2 separate regions of the Mus musculus genome follow, and region 2 is linked to region 1. A link is a contact called in ENCODE POLR2A ChIA-PET data. All regions are on one chromosome and are shown on one strand. Each heading gives the region's core, a stretch centred on a gene start or an enhancer-like site at or near the end of the contact. The rest is flanking DNA. Distances are from core to core; before and after follow the strand shown.

Region 1 (6,768 bases), core at 2,191-4,690:
GTGAGACTGGCCTGACTGGCCTGAAACTTGCTACGTGGTCCAGGCTGACCTCACACTCAGAGGTCACCTGCTTCTGCTTCCTACACGCTATGATTAAAGGTGTGCGCCCCAGACCAGAGAGATGACACTGACTGGTCTCCAAAGGTCCTGAGTTCAAATCCCAGCAACCACACCGTGTCTCACAACTGTCTGTAATGAGGTCGGATGCACTCTTCTGGTGTGTGTCTGAAGACAGCTACAGTGTACTTGTATAAATAATAATAAATAAATAAATATTTAAAAACAACAACAATTAAAAAAAAAAGGTGTGTGCCTCCACATCTGGCCAAATCTACTCTTCTGTCTCCAAAGTCCTTGTTCTTAGACTTTATATGAGCTGTTCCCATTCAAAACTGATTTTTCAAGCTAGAGATGGCTCAGTACTTAAGAGAATCTTAAGTCGTTCTTTCAGAGAATCCAGGTTTGATTCTTAGCACCCACATGATGGCTTGCAACTTTCTGTAACTCCAGTTCCAGATGATCGGCCTCTGCCAGAGGTACAAGGTATGCACACAATGCACAGATATACACGTAGGCAAAACACGTACTCACAGATGTAAAATAATTTCGGAAAACTTTATCTTTCCACCCCTGCCTGGTCTGGTAATTTTGCATACTTCTGAGCACCGAGCCCTCCAGCTTGTGTCTCCACTGCCTTAAGGACCTGGGACTAAATCTACCAGGGAAAGAAGTACTTGAAACCCTGGATCCTTGTCTGAATCCCATCCCCATGTAAAAAGCAGGTGGCTCATCAGCTGACTGTGTAGGTGCTTGGCCAAGACTAGCCTAGGAGCGATGGGCAGAGTGGCTACAAATTGCTCTGCTGAGAATTCCCAGCAGGAGATGAGCCTTCTAGGTAAGAGGAGGGAGAGAGAGGCAAGAGCCAGGCTTGCTTTCTTTGCAAGAATGTGTTGGCAGTTCAGGTGAAAAGTTAGCTTCAGCAGCCGTGCCTGCCCCCGGGCTAGGGTGGGTCTGTCTTAGGGCGTATGTACAGGTTCAGACTCAGCATTAGCCTTCACACTGTTACCTCTGAAGGGAGGAGGGTTTGCAACCTTAGGAGAATATGCACGGGTAAGGAACCAGGACACCTGGTCCCAGGAGGGGTGAGGTAACTCTGTGGCTCTAGGCGTGGCTTCCAGTTTCTCTTTTTTTGTGCCCCCTTCCCTATTAATACCAGATTACATCTAAACCTGTTTAGGTGGAAAGATGTCTTGTTTACAACTCCCCTTATCTCCAGGTCACATCTGGTTTCTTCCACCAGCCAGTGAGACATAATCATTTTGGAACACAGAGAGCAAAGGGCCTGGCCTCCGAAGGCAATCAAGGGCACAGGGAGGCAGCCTAGGTCCTTTCCAATTTGGGGATTTCTGAGATAGAACATTGGTCTCCAGCAGGAGGAAGTCAAGGGCTTGGCCCTTTTAGGACACAAAGTTTCTATCACAAGTCCTGTTTGGAGAACTTGGTGACCAGATGGTTTTCCAAGAGACAATTAGAGGACAAGTCTTTTTCTACCTCTTAAACTTGCTTAAACTACGCTGTATCTTAGAGGAATCTGACCCAGCCATGGAGGCCAAGTGTAAGGGGAGCTACAGTGGATCTTTTCCTAGCCTCAGAGAATGAGGTTGCTGTCTCGATATCCCATCTATTCTACAAACAGCTTTATCCATTGCCTCCAAGGCTTGGAACTGGGGAGCCAACAAGATTGCTAAGGTCTGCAAGGGGATTCCCTAGGTACCAGTTTCCAGGCTGGGAACACCAGGGATTTTGGCTTCTGGCTTATTCCCTCCCAATATAACCTAGTTCATTCTTGCCTACAGTTCCTTCCAGGGACCATTCTGGGACTGTGAGGACCAGTCACCCTACTTTGTGACCATTCCTGGGTTTAGCTTGCCCTTATTTCTTTTTCTTTTTTCTTTTCACTTTCCTTTCCTTTTTTTTTTTTTTTTTTTTTTTTTTTTTTTTTGAGACAAGGTTTCTCTGTATAGCCCTGGCTGTCCTGGAACTCACTCTGAGGACCAAGCTGGCCTTGAACTCAGAAATCCACCTCCCAAGTGCTGGGATTAAAAGCATGCTCCACCATTGCCCGGCTCTTGCCCTGGCTTCTTATTCTGTGTTGTAGCTATGTCACTCTTCAGAGCACAGGGCAGATTTTTTTCTTCATGACAGATTCAGGTATTTGAAAGCAAGAATTCTGTGTCCTATATGTGGGCATCCAACCAGAGAAACCATCCCAGGTCCAGATAGAGAGTAACATTTGGCTACTAGAGTAGGTAGGCCTGCATTCCCTGGGTCAGGCCATGCCTGTTGTATAGAAGGACTTAGCAGTGGGGGCCTGGAGGAGTTCCCTGGGCTGAGTTTCCCTCTGGTCTTGAGGCTGAAGCAAATGGGTGGCCACGCTGCTGGTGTGCCCACGCTGCTGGTGTGCGTGCCGCCTACAGAGGCTTCACATATTCTTTTCTTTGGAAAGAGGTCTCCTCACCATACCCAGCAGGTCAGGGTGCCAGCCTTATCAGAATAGCAGTGCTAATTTTAGTCAGAATAATCTACCTCAGGCTGCTGCCCAGTTTTGTAAATTGCTTTCTTTTCTCCAGGGAACCAAAGAAGAAATGGAATTGCCAGCCAGAGATTTGAAAGCTAACCCAGATGTCCACCCTAATCCCAAAAGATATCTTTCTCACTCTCCCCTCAGAGCTACGGGACTGATACTGATGCTCTTGGAGGAGTGGATCCCGGGCCTGACCACTGAGACTTGTCCTCTCAGTGATGTGGAGACTTAAGCTGTCTTGGGGCATGGCATATCTCAGGTCACGCAAGTCCCCAAACAGAAAAGGGCAGAGAGGGTGGGAAGCACAATAGAGCCTAGGAGATCGAATATCTTTCCATCCCTTCTGCTCCCTGCACAAGGTTTCCCGAGTCTCCTCTCTCTGTCATCCCACCCCCTACACGCTTTCATCCCTGCCTCTTAATTCTCTTCATTCTCCTTTCTCCATTACTACCCACTCCCACCCCCACCGCGCCCCACATTCCCACAATTTCATCCAGAGATCTGGTCACTATAAGCAATTGGCCAGATTCAACCCCTTGCCAGCTTCCTGAGGGTCCGGAGCCACCCCCTCAAGCTCTCTTGGCACAAGGCCCCGAAGATACTCTTCTGCAACTGCCCAGGCCCCCATCCTCTTTGCAGTGCACCCTTGTTCCCTCCAGCCCCGGGCTGGCTACTGCAGTACTCACGCAGGCAGGCTCTGTCTCCGACTTGGGTCAGGGCTACCCTCCGCTCCCCCTGTGCCCCTTGTCCTGAAATCTGCCGGGTCTTAGGGCAACGGGGGCTCTGAACGCAGAATGCCGATAGCTTGCTTTGCTGCGCCTGGATGGGATCAGGTGGCAGCGTCTGAGTCTGTCCGCTCAGCTCAGCTCAGCTCAGCTATACCCGCCGCCCGTCCCCCATCTCACACCGGGGGCGGGGCGGGGGCGGGGGCCTGGCGGCTCAGAGGAGGGGGAAAAGAAAAAGCAGCAAGAGGAGGGGGACTGCGTAGCTTGCCTGCTGCTGGTGAGCGTTCTCCTGTTGGTATTGGCATCTTTAGATACAGGTATCTTTCCCTTGCAATCTTGTAGAAAGAGCTCAACACCATTGTCCATCAGAAGCGAAAACCGAGGCATGGCTGGGTCCTGTCGGTCACTGGCGCTTCTTGTGGTTGGCTTAGAGGTTCAGGTGCACAAGGAGTCTCCTATATTCCCTCTCTCTCTTCCCCCGTACTTCCCACCTCTACTCGCCTGTCTGGCCCCTTCCCTTCCAGTTTGCCCTCCAGCTCTCCTGAGGCAGAACCTAGAAGTTTACCCAGGCCTGGTCAGGACTCCAGCGTTCTCAGTTCTGACCAGAGCTGCTGTTGATCTGGGGTCTCTGCCAAGGCACCTTGCACTCGGAGTCAGAAACTCCAGTTCATTTCTGGTTTCTGCTTTTATTCCATCTTGGAGTCAAGAGGCAACAGGAGTCAAGAGTCCTGCCACTTCTCAGCACTGAAATGGGCACCTGTTTCCTTGTAGCAGCTCTAATTGAAAGAGCTCCTGGTGGGTGTCTAATAGTGGCACCCCCTACAGCCACATTAGATGCCATGAGACCACAGTTGATTCTAGGGATGGCATGGATGTTGTCTCCTTTATTCTGGGCAAGGAAAGGATCTTCAGGTAGGTTAACCACCCAACTCTGGTACTTTAACAGGGCTGCACTGGTCCCTTCTGGTCTCACACAGCCAATAAGTGGGCATTATGTAAGGATCCTGACTTCAGAGGCAGGGGCACACGGGCATGTCAGCTTCTGTTTTCTTTCAGTCTTTCTCTTTGCAGAGTTTGGTATCCTATCTGCATCCCAGGGCAATCATGAAAAAAAAAAATCATCCTGTTTGGTATGTCCTTTTCTGGCCCTAGTTATATTACCGACCCATCTGCTCTTTTATCTTGCCTTAGAGACCCTGCCCTTCTCCTCCTCCTCTTCCTCCCCCTGGACTCCTCTGGAGTCCTGCCTGAGCATACTGGGGCCTCCAGCCTCAGGTGACCTGTCCGGGGCTCTCTGATTACAGGGAGCAGAGACTTCCTTTGGGTTAAAAATGGTTGTCTGAGTAAGCTGGCAAGCACAAGGAAAAGCCACCGCCGCTCATTCTTTAGTTCTGTCCTTTCCGGCTTTGGTTCCGTCTGCAATCCCAGTGTAGGGTAGTGATGAGAACCCAATGGGGAAGAGTCACCATTTGGGTATAGGTGAAGGGAACAAGAACCGCTTTTACCAGCTGTACTCTATCTGTCTGTCTCAGACCCCACCTTTCCTGCATCCTGCTCACCCCTCCTTTCCAATTACTCCTCCCTTGAGGACAGCTGGTGAAACGGAGGTGGCTAGGAAAAGATCTGAAGCGCGTGGGTGGGAAATGAGACCATTTGTGTTCCTCTCCTTTATTCATCACACACAAACCAAACAGGCTGTCATTGAGAGCGGCAGAACTAGGAGAGGGAAGGAGATAAAATAAATTGGTGGATGTTGGGCAGGCAAGGGTCATGGTGTCTTGCCCCAAGAAAGGTCCTGAGGTTTTTTTGTTTTTCCTACAAGAATATAAAGTCCCCAGGTTAGATACCCCCACCTCCCAACTCATTTATTAGCTGCCTCCTGGATGCTAAATACTTCAAGATAGAAGAAGATCAAGTTCCAGATCCTGTTTGGGGGAATGGAGGTGGGAATAAAGGACAGGAAAGACTTAAAAATGAAACAAAGACAATGGATTAGCTGGCAGCAGTAAGCCCAGTTTTCAAGAAGCAGAGGCAGGAGGATTGCCAAGAGCTAGAGGTTGGCTTGGGCTCGATTTTGTCCCAAGACAGTCTGAACTACATGACTCTTGATCTTCCACTCCATGAAATCGGGTGTGATAGTATATATCTGTAGCCTGCAAAGGATCAGAAGTTCTAGGGTAGCCTGGGCCACATATGGACACATTTGTCTTAAACAACAAAAACCTTGGGGCTTGAGAATTGGTGTTAAGAGCACTGTTGCTTTTGCAGAGGACCTGGGTTCGATTCACAAAAGTGTAACTCCAGTTCCAGATCTGACACTTCTGGCTTCTACAGATACCAGGCATGCAAGCGGTACATATACATATAATAAAACACCTGAAAGGTGGAAAATGTATTAATGAACATTCCTCGAAAGGGGGAAGGAAGCATTTGACAGAGAATACATTTATTTAAGACTTTTTCGAAGGTGCAAAAGGGGATTTTATTTTAGCAGTGCCCTTCCCCCAGGTCAGCAGCTGGAACTCAGCTTGGCGGTCCGTTCCTCCACCGGCTCCGATCCCCTTTCAGCCCATTCAAGCACGCCTGGGCGGGAGTGAGCAGACAAACACTGTTTTATCAGAGCCATCGGCACCAACCTCCCATTCGGGCGCCGGAAAGGAATCTCTATGAGCTCCTAGGAGAAATAAGCACCCAGGTCTCTCATCATTGAAGGGTGTCGGGACAGAAGACTTAGTATGTGTTTGGCCAGGAGAGAAGAAGAATGCATCTGCTCTGGGTAGAGTAAGCTCTTGCAGCCAGGCAGCGGATGTATTACTACTGCTGCATACCGGATGTCATAGCGAGCGTTCGTCCTCTAGATGGCGCATCCGCAAACTACAACTCCCAGAAGGCTCTGCAACCTCCGTTGGCGGCGATTCCTATTCCCCGGTAAGGGAAAGGGCGTGTGTTTGGACCAAGTTCTCTCCAATCACCGCGGGACGTGGATTACGCAACCGGAAGTTTCTGGAAGTAGGCCCGGCGGCTGACCCGAGCTTCCGTGTTGGTCTCGCGCCTTCTTGTGGCTAAGATGGCGGCGGAGCATCCCGAACCTCCCAAAGGAGAGTTGCAGTTGCCACCGCCTCCACCTCCAGGCCACTATGGAGCCTGGGCTGCGCAGGAGCTTCAGGCCAGATTGGCAGAGATAGGAGCGCCGATCCAGGGTGAGGCGCAGAGGCGGTCGAGAGGGGCCCTGCGTGGGCTTGTGGCGAAGTGGAGCTTGGTTACCCAGGAGACCCACGGGGCGGGGGGCGGAGACAGGCCTGTGGGACCTGACCTCGCCAAATTGGCCTGCTCGAGGTGATGCTGACCCCCTGATTCTGTGCTTCGTCCTATAGGGAGTCGCGAGGAGTTAGTAGAGCGGCTGCAGACCTACACCCGTCAGGTGAGTGTTGTCAGTGCAGGCTAGGTCTCACTTTTCCT
Region 2 (7,422 bases), core at 2,322-4,821, 160 kb before region 1:
GGGAGGAATCTGGAAGATGAGCTGGTGCAGCAGCTTCGGCGGCGCGTGCAGCAGACGCTCAAGCATGTGAAAGGTGCGGTAGTGGTCCATGGTGTCGCTCTGCAGCACTCCTGTGGTGGCTCCCGTCTGCTCCAAGATTCCGGAGCGTACTCGCAGAGCCACTGCATCGTTCACTGAGGAGTGGGCGCTACCATAAGACCCTAGAGGCCCTCCAGGGGTTCCACCTCCACCTCCAATCCTTACACTTCCCCGACTTCCCGCAGTCTGTCCACTTCCCTAAACCAAGCCTAAATCCTAGCCACGCCCCCTCTTCCCGATCCCCAACAACAGCTTCCCGGGAGGGCGGCTCACAGACCTGAGTAACCATCCAGCCAGAGGCGATACACGTCTTCATCTATAAGGGTCGTGTTCCCCACGAAAATGTCTAGTTCGCTGGTCATGACGATGCCCGGGCCGGGTTCGCCCGAAGCTGGAGCTTGTACGGGCCCCGGCCGGGCGAGTAGCCGCAGAGCGACTTCCGGGAGTTCGGAGATTTTGCTCCGGGCACCCGGAGCTGATGAAGGACCACTTCCGGGACGGAGCTAGTGAGACACCGCTCAGCTCTGTGAACGGTTTTTCGGAAGATGTCGGGATAGTCTTCTCTCAGTCTACCCTGTCTTGCAGATTCTCCCGTTAACCCCTTCTGTCACTCCCATCTTCTCAGTTTTCTCAGAGCCTCCCAGTTTTGACCTGTATCCTAAATTAGAATGTTTCCAAGGTTCTATCGTAGCGATTGCTAGGTGTATGTGGCCCTTACTTCCATTGTCCATAAGACAGACAGATGACCATTTTTCTTGTTCCCGGAGTGTATTTATTTTTATTGTTTTGAATAATGTGTATGTGGGGAGAGGGTGTGTACGTGTGAGTGCAAATGTTCTTTGAGACCTGAGGTATCAGGTCCCCTGGAGTTAAATTTACAGGCAAATATGAGTTAGTTGCACATATGGTTGTGGTTCCTTGCTTGTAACCACTTAGCTTTCTCTCCAGCCCCAGTTTTTCACCACATACTACACCCACACACAAGCTAGTGACTTCACTTAAAGTCTTTCAGAGCTCTGCCTGGAAGTAGGTATCTGCAGGGGCACCCATCTAGTAAGGCTGTCTTCTTTGTCTTTTCATGAGGCAGTAAAAGATTTACACAGGAGCCACCAAGCCTGAGTTCGTTCTCCTGCACCCATACTGTGTAAGGAAAGAACCAGCTCCAGGTTTTGTTTTGTTTGTTTGTTAAGACAAGGTCTTACTTTGTAGTCCAGGCTAGTCTAAATTGGCAGCAGTCTTTGATCTTCAACCTCCCAAGCATTGAGATTACAGGATAGGAACCACCAGTATACCTAGTCCTTATCACCTGATCTCTACATATGTATGCACTGTTGTATAATACATAAATATAGCTTACTGGCTATAATTACTAATAAAATTAACCCTGTATAACCTTTAATCCCAGCACTTGGAAGGCAGGCAGATATCTGAATTGGAGGTTAGCCTGGTCTACAGAGTGAGTTTCAGGACAGCCAGGGCTACACAGAGAAATCCTGTCTCGAAAAATGGGGGAAAATGAGTTCTACAAAAGCCAGTTCATCTCAGTGCACTTGCGGGTTGCTACCTAGAGACAGGGGGAGGAGGTCCTGGAGGAGGTCCTGGTTTATAAGACCAGGTCTCCCACTCCACTTCTGGTCCCTAGGCGGAGCACATTTTAGGGTTTCTAGACAGATCCCTCTCAGCTCCAGTCTGTTTCCCTGTACTCTTATCTCCGTGGCAGCCTCAGCACCCATCTCGTTCTAGAAACCTGGGCTATCTCCCAAATTTCTCTCTTCAGGCATTCAGAGCTGTTGATGTGCCTGCTGAGTGCCTCTCTCTGCGGCTTACTCCCCGCCCCACTGACTCAGTGCCAGCCTAGTTCTGCACAGCTCTCTGTTCACTGACACAGTGTTATTCATCTACAGTGCACTCTGCCACCAGAATCCACCCCACACAGCACACGTGGAGACTTCTTTGGCGGGGACAGAGTTGGGGACAAAGTCTCCTACAGATCAGGTCTTGAATTTGCTGTGGGGAGGATGACCTTGAATTCCTGAGGCTCCTGCAGCTCCCTTCCAAGTGCTGGGATTACTGGCAAATACCAACACAACTGGCTTCAGAAAAGTCTTTTTAAAATGTATATTTTCTTGACTGTGGTGGTTCATGCTTGTAATTCCTACACAGAGGCCAGAGAATCTCCGTGAATTGGAGGCCAACCTGGTCTACTTTCAGGCTCTCCAGGATTACATACCCTGTCTCAAAACATTTTGAAATGTTATTTCCCTCTTTAAAATTCTACCTGGCCTTTGTCAAGCCTCTAGCCCAGAACTGCAGGTCCTTAAGAACTCGACATCTATCCGCCATTGAAGTCTACTTCCCTTTCCAACTTCAACCTCTCAAGCACTGGGATTGCAGGATAGGAGCCACCAATATACCCTGCTCTTCAAAGCCTCCTCATCTTACCACTTCCCATATACCCACGCTTACCAGACTCTCAGAACTAGCCTCGCTTAATCCTAAAGGAGCTAGACTCTCCAGGGCAGCAGTGACTCTTCCCACACTTCTTGCTTCTTTCACATACTCTTTCTCTCTTGGCAGTCTTGTATTTTGTGTTTTGATGACAGGGTCTCTCTACATAGTCCTATCTGTCCTGGAACTCCCTGCTGGCATCTTATGCATCTTTAATGGCCCCTCAGGTATTTCCTCTTTGGGAAATATTTTGGGGATCTCAGAGACTACTTCTGTATCACATCCTTTTTTTATGGTCCAAGAATAAACCAGGGCCTTCCACATGCTAGGTAAGTGCGTTGTCATTGAGCCATATGCTCAACGTGAGCTTCTGTGCCTGCCCTCTCTCTCTTCCCCAAAAGATTCTCTCTCTCTCTCTCTCTCTCTCTCTCGCTCTCTCGCTCTCGCTCTCTCTCTCTGCAAGACAGGGTTTCTCTGTGTAGCCTTGGCTTCTTCTGTCAGATTTTGACCTTTTTGATCAAGTACAGGATTATTGTTAAGCGTATTTCTACACGGACCTTTCACACAACAAAGGTTTATTAAACAAACAAATCCTTTGGATGGCCCATCCTGCAGGCAGGAAACGGTCCCTGGGAGGAAGGGAGGGAGGGTTGGGAATGGGCCAGGACCTTTGACTCTAGATTCGGAGTAGCTGCGAGGGAGTGATGCTTCATAGTTCTCGGAAAGGAAGAAGAGCCTGGTAAGCCATCTGTTTAGCTTCTGTTGCGGAGTGGGAAGGAGTCAAAGGCAGACACCTGAATATCATTTCTCAAAAAGTGCTCGAGGGATTTTGGAACATGGAGTCCTGTAACGCCTTCAAGTCCCGCTGAGATGACCATAGAAGGAAAGGAGAGAGAAGGTCTCTACTGTTTGAGGGTCGTGACACCCAGGTCCGGAGTGGGCGAGAAAAGAGAGCTACAGGCTTAGGCTCCGCCCCTTCCTGGGAGACTTTCTGGATTGGCTGTTCTTGGGCAACATCACGAGGCCCCGCCCCGGCGCGCGCCCTGCCTCGTGCCCACCCCAGGGTAGCTGCTGCAGCCTACGCTGCCTCTTCCACTGCCTACGGTCCTCGGAGCCAGAGCCCGGGTCGGAGCCTGAGAGGCAACCGGCCCGAGGAGGGGCTCCAGAGCCTCGGCCGTGGGCGGGCGATGCTGCAGCTGCCTGATCAACTATGGAGGCCGAAGCAGGCGGCCTGGAGGAGCTGACGGACGAGGAGATGGCGGCGCTGGGTAAGGAGGAGCTGGTGCGGCGCCTGCGGCGGGAGGAGGCGGCGCGCCTGGCAGCGCTAGTGCAGCGCGGCCGCCTGATGCAGGAGGTGAATCGGCAGCTGCAGGGTCACCTGGGCGAGATCCGTGAGCTCAAACAGCTCAACCGGCGCCTGCAGGCGGAGAACCGGGAGCTGCGCGACCTCTGCTGCTTTCTGGACTCGGAGCGCCAACGAGGACGGCGTGCGGCGCGCCAGTGGCAGCTCTTTGGGACCCAAGCATCCCGGGCGGTGCGCGAGGACCTGGGTGGCTGTTGGCAGAAGCTAGCGGAGCTGGAAGGCCGCCAGGAGGAGCTGCTGCGGGAAAATCTGGCCCTTAAGGAGCTTTGCTTAGCACTGGGCGAAGAGTGGGGCCCCCGCGGTGGCCCCGGCGGCGCAGTGGGCTCAGGTGCTGGGCCCACACCCGAGCTCGCCCTGCCACCGTGCGGGCCCCGCGACCTAGGCGATGGAAGTTCCAGCACTGGCAGTGTGGGCAGCCCGGATCAGTTGCCCCTAGCCTGCTCCCCTGATGACTGAGGGCGCCGCATTTTCCACGCCAATGCCTGCCTGGATTGCTCCCTGAGCTCGGGGAATGCTGTGGACCTCCAGACCTGGTCGTAGCTTCGGCTGAGCACCAGGGCGCTGGAATGGACTGGAAAAGCCCTGGCACTGAGGAGGGCTCCTTGCTCTTGCTGGCAGAGCAGCAGGGGAAATGGAGGCTGAAGTGGAGGGACTTGCTGTGTGGTTGGGTGGGGACTAATAAACTGGGAAGGAAGCAGAGCCCGAAGCCTGGCCAGCTTGTGTCTAGAACTCGCCGGGGTTGGGAAGAGGGCGTAAACCCAGAGATGCAGTGCAGTTCTCATCCGGAGGAACTGCAGAGCTAGGGCTGACTCCCTATTACCTGGGATTGGGGTGGGATTTGAGACGGTGGTAGACCACTAACTCCCCCGATGGGCGCCAAGACAGGCTGAAATCCGGCCGCTGTAGTGGCTCCAGCTCCCTTCCAGGCTCCTTCCTGTCTAAAACAATGGGACAGGAAGCAGGTGTTGGGGGCCTAAAGCCCACTGAACCGCCTGCATGGATGGTGGAAGGATATACCACCGGCCTTCCCTGCCCCCCCCCCAGTCCTTAAGACAGGAGCAGTGTGGGTTCCCATGGGGAAAATAATTGATAATCTTCTTTGCTTGCACTCCAGAGCATTCTTAGTCTCTCAGTATAGGAGACAAGGAAGAGCAGAGGGTCGCCCCATTCTTCAGGTGAGAATATGGAAGTCCAAAAACATATGGTAGTTTCTTCAAGGTCAATGCTGAGACTGGAACCTGGAACTCCTGTTCCAAATGGTCTCCTTTAGCCTCTGGATCCAACATGACAACCCAGACTAGAGCTTCAAGCCTTTTATTCCATTTTGGAAGGTTTGTATAAAAATAGTCTCTTTAGGAAAATAAATAGCAGCTGCCCTTGCGGTGGAGGCTCGGATACCCTGAAGCTAAGCGCTTCTCAGAGCTAGGGAGTGCAGCTCCGCTCCTCACAGAAGCCCCTGGCGCCTCCTGCGTTGTGCCATTCAGGAGGAGCCTGCAGGATGTCCGGTGCTGCTGGCTGTTGATGCTGTGTGAGTTAGTGTTCTAGGCTAGTCAAAGGGCACCTTCTGTCTAGGTGTAGAGTAGGCTGGATAACATGAAGAAAGTGACGTGGTGTGGGAAAGTGGTCTGCAAGGGGTAAGGGTGTCAAAGGACCCCTGGGGATCTACAAAGTCTGGGCTGCCAGGCGTTCTCTGGCAGAGGGAACATATTTTCCTCTAATTTTGTGCAAATTATGATAGGCCAGCTCTAGAAAAACAGTGAGCAGCTTTGGGGATCCCCTCCAAGCTGGCTCTACATCAAAGCATAATGTGTTTGTTCTAGTCGGAAGAGATAAAAGATCTGCTGGTTTGGGGCAAGGGTATGGTCCAGGCCTGCTGGATCAATGGGAGAAAGGGGATGGCTTGGAGTAGCACCAGCAAGGGATGTGGCTGGGTGCCTCACAAAGCCAGGAGTGTAGGAGAGCCCAGGGGGTCGGAGGAGGGGTCGCCACTGCTGCTGCTACTCTTTCGGTGAGCGGAGGAGCAAGGTTCTGGTGTGCTAGGATAGGTGAAAACCAGACTCGGAGTAAAAGGAGTCAGAGAGGGTGTGGTCATGAGCGTGGGGGTATGCAGTGCTTCCGGTTCAAGTACGGGTCCTGGAGAAAGGGAGATGCAAGGCACTGGGCGGCCGGGGGCTGGTGGGCTGCTAGCACCGCTGGTGCTGCCAGAACCACCTGGGTCCTTCTTGTCTCCTTCTGGGATTTTGCAGATGGGGCGATGGGCTTCCAGCACCAGCTCAAGGCGTTCCTTCTGCTTCTGCAGCTCTTCAATCTCTCGCTGCAGCCCCGATTTCTCATCCTCCAATTTGTCGGTCTCCTTTACAGGATTAGCAGAAAGATAGGAAAATGAAGGCTAAAGATCCCCAAGCCTCAGGCTGGAGTAGGGACTGTGCCTGTCATCCCCAACAAGTCTGGACTGCAACTCCCTCCCGTGAGCCTCTGGGAGAAAATGGCCATGACTCCCATCAGACGGGGGCATCTTAGGAGAATTGCTGCCTACCATCTTCGACTCTGCCTCGAAGCCCGACAAACAATATTTAAGCCACTTTCCCTTATCCTTTTTCCAGGACTTCCCCACAGGCAGGGAGGATGACAGAGTCCTGAGGAGTAATTTTGGGTCTTTTGTGTTCTTGGGAGCCGAGACCCCTCTTGGGGCTCTGTGGGTCCGGGCCTGGGGATGATGCTCACCGCCTGCAGGAAGTCTGTCAGCTCCTTTCTTCGGTTTCTGCACTTAGCAGCTGCTAGCTTGTTCCGCTCGCGTCTCACCCTGCGGCGCTCTTCCTCCTCTGGGCTGATCTAGGTTGGGATAGAAGAAGGGAGACAATGAGGCTGACTCTGAGCCACCAGCTGCCCTGAGCTGGTCATCCAGCTTTCCTTCAGTCTGTAGTCTAGGTGCCACCACCCAACACTCCACAGTTGCTTCTCTGTACCGGACGCTTGTCATCTCATTGGTGACATTTCCAGCTCACACACACCTAGCTTTACTGCTGGTTTCTTTCCTGAAATGCTTTCCCTCTCTGTAAACTTTGATCTTCCTCCCTTCCGCATCTTAGGACTGGACTAAGATGTTGGGACCCCAGGAAGCCTTTTCATTTCTCAGGCAGAAGTAGCCTTCTCTCCTGAGTGTATGAGACATGATTATCTCTTTTCACAGGACTCTCAGCCTCCTCATCTGTGGAAGATGGGATTTCTTCCCCCAGGAGCTGTGAATTGTAGAAGGTGCTCTTGAGTGCCAAAAGCTACTGGGAATCAATCTACTATGCCAACAAAGCCCTTTGTAGGACTTTTCTTTTGCTTAGTGCTAGGGATCAAACCCATGGCTTGGTACATGCTAGCTCGGCAAATGCTCTACCACTGAGTTACACCCCTTCACCAGCCCTTTCGTAGATTCCTTTTTCTGCTTTTTGTAGTTTTGTTTCTTTGTATTTTAGACAGAATCTCTGAGTAGCCCTGCCTGGCCTTGAACTTGATTTATAGACCAGGCTGGCCTGGAACTC

The links. ChIA-PET counts read pairs that join two places held with the same protein, here RNA polymerase II (POLR2A).
Region 2: POLR2A ChIA-PET joins it to region 1 with 16 read pairs in embryonic stem cell. The contact joins the promoter of Ccdc85b here to the promoter of Gal3st3 in region 1. POLR2A ChIA-PET finds 5 or more read pairs at or near these places in 4 of 5 experiments (Patski and embryonic stem cell).

The regions. Positions count from the first base shown.
Region 1 is chr19:5,295,003-5,301,770 of GRCm38, reverse strand. Gal3st3 (galactose-3-O-sulfotransferase 3) reads right to left here and starts at 3,440. Exons shown (of 3, transcript NM_001024717.2): 1 at 3,271-3,440. It overlaps Sf3b2 (splicing factor 3b, subunit 2), which reads left to right and starts at 6,316. Exons shown (of 21, transcript NM_030109.2): 1 at 6,316-6,509; 2 at 6,684-6,730. The coding sequence starts at 6,377.
Region 2 is chr19:5,453,712-5,461,133 of GRCm38, reverse strand. Ccdc85b (coiled-coil domain containing 85B) reads left to right here and starts at 3,571. Exons shown (of 1, transcript NM_198616.4): 1 at 3,571-7,422. The coding sequence starts at 3,737. The coding sequence ends at 4,345. Fosl1 (fos-like antigen 1) reads right to left here. Exons shown (of 4, transcript NM_010235.2): 3 at 6,614-6,721; 4 at 5,196-6,242. The coding sequence ends at 5,826. It overlaps Fibp (fibroblast growth factor (acidic) intracellular binding protein), which reads right to left and starts at 527. Exons shown (of 10, transcript NM_021438.4): 1 at 356-527; 2 at 1-173. The coding sequence starts at 440.